Regions from separate parts of the Homo sapiens genome. Here region 1 is linked to region 2. Evidence: chromatin loops called from intact Hi-C (ENCODE). Cell type or tissue: K562. All regions are shown on one strand. Links, peaks and the distances in the headings refer to the core of each region. The heading gives the core; the rest is flanking DNA.

Evidence for each region. Hi-C counts contacts between places; a loop is a spot of excess contacts. Peaks named below come from ENCODE experiments on the same cell type or tissue, not always from the same donor. Only the 100,000 strongest peaks of a DNase experiment are listed, where the experiment ranks them.
Region 1: a loop joins it to region 2, with 6 times the contacts of the local background. A loop is called at or near these places in 3 of 110 quality-filtered maps.

What each region holds. Positions count from the first base shown.
Region 1 is chr11:3,407,330-3,410,227 of GRCh38, forward strand. It overlaps the pseudogene TSSC2 and the pseudogene FAM86GP. Among named protein-coding and RNA genes, the nearest start is that of ZNF195, 30 kb to the left of the region's middle. RefSeq lists enhancers at 1,957-2,457, 2,458-2,898. In K562, for the core only: a CTCF peak has its summit at 1,587 (motif pointing left); a DNase peak (open chromatin) is centred at 1,560.
Region 2 is chr11:2,890,812-2,893,709 of GRCh38, forward strand. The region is part of intron 2 of SLC67A1-AS (SLC67A1 antisense RNA); the gene reads right to left. Among named protein-coding and RNA genes, the nearest start is that of CDKN1C, 6.5 kb to the left of the region's middle. RefSeq lists an enhancer at 1,024-1,823. In K562, for the core only: CTCF peaks have their summits at 637 (motif pointing right), 1,442 (motif pointing left) and 2,196 (motif pointing right); DNase peaks (open chromatin) are centred at 670, 1,450, 1,780 and 2,190; H3K4me3 peaks cover 1,687 bases.

The sequences.
Region 1 (2,898 bases), core at 145-2,644, 520 kb after region 2:
AGCAAAACATGCAAAAATAATTCTTCAGTCCTTGAAGAGCATCCAGCACAGAAGGTAGAAACCCTCCTTAAGGCTCCCTCCTCAAATCGGTTTGGCCATTTCGATGTGCACCCCCCCAGGCCTTTATACCCTTCAGATGCCAAATCTAAGAACCAGCTCCCAGAAACCACACCCCCTGTTCCAACCCCCAGCCTGGCTTGAGCATGGGTTGTTGGGGGGAGCCCAGGTGGGCACCCCAGGGGTCTGGTGTCTTCTCCAGGCAGCTCTCAGGCTCCCTTGGTTCTCTCTGCAGTTTACATGAGCTGGTGAAACATGAAGAAAATGGCCTGGTCTTTGAGGACTCAGAGGAACTGGCAGCTCAGCTGCAGGTAGCCACATCTGCCACCACGCCAGGGTGGGGAGGGTTCTGGAGGCTGGCACCGAGCCACGCTCCCTGATCCCTGCTTCCCACAGCCAGGGTGGGACCATGTGGGGTCTGGCGGAAAAGCTAGGGAGGGAGCAGAGGTCACAGAGTCCGGCCCACTCTGCTGTCCCGTTTCGGTACAGTAAGCTCGGGAAAGTTAGGACACACCCCCACCTGCCCTCTGGATTTATGGAGCTGACATTCCACAAATGATGCTGGAGCCGGGTGGGCCGGGCTGCAGTTTAGGAAGTGATCAGGGTCAGGTAGGTGCGTGGGCAAAGGGAGCTTCTGGGACCAGCCTTGAAAGATGGGTGGAATTCTGCAAAGGTTACTTGTTTCTTATTGCTAAAAGTAATACATCATTCTTGCCAACAGAATGATTGGCAGGATTTTCAGTAAAGGTCCAGGTCAGAAGTCATTTAGACTGGGTCCCCCAGTCTCTGTCAGAACCATGGTACTCTGTTGTGGTGTGAAAGTAGCCACAGATCATCTGTCGATTAAGGGGTGTGGCTTTGTTCGAATAAAACTTTATTTACAAACACAGGCTGTGGGCTGGATTTGGCCTGCAGGCTGTAGTTTGTGATCCTTGATTCAGACAGTTTAGCAAGGCTGAAAAGAACACCGACACCCCCTTGTTACCCACAGATGGGTGGGACTTGGCCGGAGGCCAAGAGGAGGGTGCTCGCAGGGGAACATACAGCATGTAGAGGCCAGGAGGTGCTCCAGGGCACCAAGTGTGGGAAAGTGGGACATACGGGGAAGTTTCCAGAAAGCATGATGTCAAGTTGGAGGCAGAGCGCTGCTGGGGCATGAAGAGTCTCGAGTCCAAGTGAGGGAGTTAGGAACTTGGGAGGGGTTGTTGTTGGGTAGGGGACCTGGGGTCAGCCAGGTGGTGACATGGGATGGGGTGGGGACAGGCAATGAGGTAAGCTCTGCTCTTTATTTTTTTGCAGGTGCTTTTCTCAAACTTTCCTGATCCTGCGGGCAAGCTAAACCAGTTCCGGAAGAACCTGCGGGAGTCGCAGCAGCTCCGATGGGATTAGAGCTGGGTGCAGACTGTGCTCCCTTTGGTTATGGACACATAACTCCTGGGCCAGAGGCTAAAACCCCGGGACCCCTGCTGTCCTTCCCACAGCTTCTTCTCAGAGTCTCAGGGCAAATCCTTTCGAGCAGCGCCTCCCAGTGGCCAGAAGCTGAAATGATGGCAGTAGTGCCACCTGGTGAATGAATTGGTTCTGTGACCCGGGAAGCTGTGCTTGGCTCTGATTTCTTTTCTGGAGGCTCGGAAACACTTCCTCTCTTCTTCTGTTCTTCACGCCCCATGCCCCTGCTAGCGTATTACTGTTCTGTGACTTCCCTGTGACCTCTGCAGTACTCCTCATCCTGCGTTTGGTCTCCAGGTGTCACCTTTCTGCCGTGTTCCTAACATTTTGATTCCTGTCTTGAAAAAAGCACCTGCTGCACCATAAGCCCAGGGATGTGGCAGCTGCAGCGGGCTTGGCTTTGTGAAGAACCGAGTGTGTCCAGGGATGTGGCAGCTGCAGCGGGCTTGGCTTTGTGAAGAACCGAGTGTGTCCAGGGATGTGGCAGCTGCAGTGGGCTTGGCTTTGTGAGGAATCGAGTGTGTCCACCGATGTGGCAGCTGCAGCGGGCTTGGCTTTGTGAAGAACCGAGTGTGTCCACCGATGTGACAGCTGCAGCGGGCTTGGCTTTGTGAAGAACCGAGTGTGTCCACCGATGTGGCAGCTGCAGCGGGCTTGGCTTTGTGAGGAACCGAGTGTGTCCAGGGATGTGGCAGCTGCAGCGGGCTTGGCTTTGTGAGGAACCGAGTGTGTCCAGGGATGTGGCAGCTGCAGCGGGCTTGGCTTTGTGAAGAACCGAGTGTGTCCAGGGATGTGGCAGCTGCAGCGGGCTTGGCTTTGTGAAGAACCGAGTGTGTCCAGGGATGTGGCAGCTGCAGTGGGCTTGGCTTTGTGAGGAATCGAGTGTGTCCACCGATGTGGCAGCTGCAGCGGGCTTGGCTTTGTGAAGAACCGAGTGTGTCCACCGATGTGGCAGCTGCAGCGGGCTTGGCTTTGTGAGGAACCGAGTGTGTCCAGGGATGTGGCAGCTGCAGTGGGCTTGGCTTTGTGAGGAACCGAGTGTGTCCAGGGATGTGGCAGCTGCAGCGGGCTTGGCTTTGTGAGGAACCGAGTGTGTCCACCGATGTGGCAGCTGCAGCGGGCTTGGCTTTGTGAGGAACCGAGTGTGTCCACAGATGTGGCAGCTGCAGCGGGCTTGGCTTTGTGAGGAACCGAGTGTGTCCACGTTGGGGGGAACATCATACTTGATACACACGTTTTTATTTGCACAAAGAAAATGCTATTTTTGGAGCCAGAGTTTTCATGTCTGATTGATGGCGATTTTCTTAAGAACCAGAACTGCTGGCAGAAAGGGAGCACCCACAAGCTTAGATAGCCGATGTCTTATCAGAGGGCAGTTTGTGGTTCCTGATT
Region 2 (2,898 bases), core at 84-2,583:
GGGCGGCTGCCAGGCACGTCCTCCGCAGGTGCCGGCCTCCCTGCGGTGACGTGGCCACATGCGGCACAAGCTCCGATTACAGGGACTGCCTTGTGCTGGGGGTTCCGGCCAGGGGTCCTCACTCCCCAGGAACCGATGGGCGGAGCTGGGCAGGCCCTGAGGAGAGGCCCAGTGGGAATAGGGAACAGTCACCCCTGCTCCAGAACGGGACCAGGGGCTGCTTCCCTTGGGGTCTGGAAGAGAGGGACCCCCTGGTCCCAGCCTGCCTGAGACTGCTGGTTTCGGCACTGAATGTTCCAGGAAACCGAGGGCCACTGGTCATCGTGGGCTTCACACGGCGCCTTTCTGGGCTAGGAAGGGGGCTCCCGGGCTAGGAAGCAGGTACCGAGGAGGGTCTCAAGGACATGTGGGGACCTATGTCAGACACCCCTGCAGCCAGCTCTGAGCCCACCAGGCCTTTCCTCCTCTCCCTGCCAATCCACAGGACACAGACACAGGGGTCCCAGGCCCAGTGGCTCACTTTATCAGGGAAACAGCAGGAAAAACAAATCTGGTGTGAGCAGATCTCCCTTCCCACCAAGCCCCCTGACTTCCTGCTGGAGCTCGGGGAGACCCCTGTGACCAGCATCTCCTGCCTACGGGGGGCGCCAGGGCCTCAAAGCCTCTCCAAGCCACTCCCTCCCACCCTGCTTTCCACACCCAAGCCACAGCGTTCAGAGAAGCTCAGGGCCTATTTGAAATGCCAGAGAGTGGGGATGCCTCCAGAGAGGTGGCATGAGGGCCCCCAGATGCACCCCACCACTCCCTCCTCCACTGCAGGAGGAGGGGCCTGCAGTTACTGAGGAAGCCTCACCCCTACTGGGCCCTCGGGGGTGAAGGGGCTTCCCAGGCCTTGAGGGAGACTGTATTTCAGATGTCAGTTAAAAGCGCCTGCTACATGGCGTGACCTCTCTGAATCCTATTACTTTCCTGTGCAGGAAACTGAGGCCCAGAGAGGTGGAGTGACCGGCCTAGGGTCCCCCAGCAAGTCAGAGACAGTGAAGCCACCTCCTGCCCTGGGCTGGGGTCCCGCCCCACTGACCTCCAGGGTCAGAGAAGGAGGGGAGCCCCCAACACTTAACTCCTTCCTTCTTTCCTTCATTCCTTCCTCCCTCCCATTCTCCACCTCCTCCTGGCTGAGCTTTGAAGCCAGGGCAGTTGGCCAGACCGAGCGCAGAGGCCAGGAGGTGACGGCAGGCTTGCCCTGGCGGCCTCCCAGGTTAACACACTCCCAGGTGGCTGCACCCCACAGGCGAGGGCTGCTCAGAGTAGATGCTCAACCAAGAGGTTGCCCGTGCCCCCTTCCCCAGCCGCAGGGGCAGCCAGAAGCCAAGCAGCCTCCCGCCCACTGGAGCCTGGAGCCTGAGGGCTGAAGCTGGGCGCCTGCTGCCCCCTGGCGTCCCGAAACGGCACAGCCACCAGGACCCCCACCCACCTCATTCATGCCTCACACCTGGGGGTGACTTGGGCCAGGGCCTTGCTCTCTGGCCCCGAGTCCCCTCAAGTGTAAGATGGGGGCTCTGCCCAGTGTGGCTGTCCGGGCTGCAGCGGGCAGGAGCGCATTTTTCACAAACCCCAACACCCCTCGGATCTGGGGGTGGGGCGGTGTCACTCGCACCTCAGTGGGAAACAGCACGTGGGCCTCGCCCGTCTCCAGGGGGTGGGGGAGGGGAGACAAAGAGCCCGCTCTGCGGAGAGGTGGGTACCCGCCCTGCCGCCCCTCCCCCATTTCCTCTCTGCTCCCCCTGCCCCTCCTCCCCTCCCTCCTCCTTCCTTCCCTCCTCATCCCCAGCTCCTCCTCTTCCTCTTCCTGCCCTATCCCCCCGCAGGCCCGGCCGGCAGCCCGGCGCCCTCTGCCTTCGTTCCCGCCATTGGCGCTGCTGCCCGGAGCCCCTAGGTGACAGCCAGCCCCGAGGCTGCAGCCTCTGTGTCGGGCCTGCACCTGCCCACCGCGTGGTCACTGCCTGGGCACGTATGGACACTCACACCCTTCAGTCCTGAGCACAACTGTGCCCTGGCTGCTTCGGAACAACAAGGAATCATAGTCCTGCTTCTGGCTGGGAGCTGGGGGCCAGCAATCAGGGCAGCTGGGGAAGTGGTTAGGGAGGTGGCGGCACACAGGCCGAGCTCAGAGAGTGAGCAGAGAATGGGCCCAGGGGAGGGCGCTGGAGAGGGCTGCAGGGCTTGGGGCTGCAGCTCAGGAGCTGGCTTCACCTTGGAGGCTATCAGACCTGCTCCTCAGCATTGGCCCAGCAAGGGGAACAGTATGGGGAACAGGGGACAGGCACTGCCTGGCCAGCAGCAAACAAGTAGGCTGTGGAGTTGGGCAGAGCATCTGCCTCTTACTAGCTGTGTGTCCTTGGGCAAGTTGCTTAACCTCTCTGTGCCTCTTCTTTCTCATCTGTAAAGCTTCTGATGAGGCTTAAAGGGCAAGTCAGTATGTGCCTGGCACAGCGGCCTTCCTCTTGAGGATGCCACTACCCTCACCATCATCAGCCTCTCCCTCCAACCTAGAGGGGCAGGCAGGGCAGAGAGCTGCCACTGGCCACCCCTCCAGCTGTGCTGTAATGAAAACTGGACATTCACTCTATACCCAGAGATGTGGGCTGGCGGGGAGGAAAGGCACCTACACCCCTGCCATGTAAACAGGCAGGCAGGGTGAAAGGGGTTTGGTTTGTTTGTTTGTTTTTTGAGATGGAGTCTCACCCTGTCGCCCAGGCTGGAGTGCAGTGGCACGATCTTGGCTCACTGCAACCTCCGCCTCCCAGGTTCAAGCAATTCTGCCTCAGCCTCCCAAGTAGCTGGGACTACAGGCGCCTGCCACCACACCTGGCTAATTTTTGTATTTTTAGTAGAGAC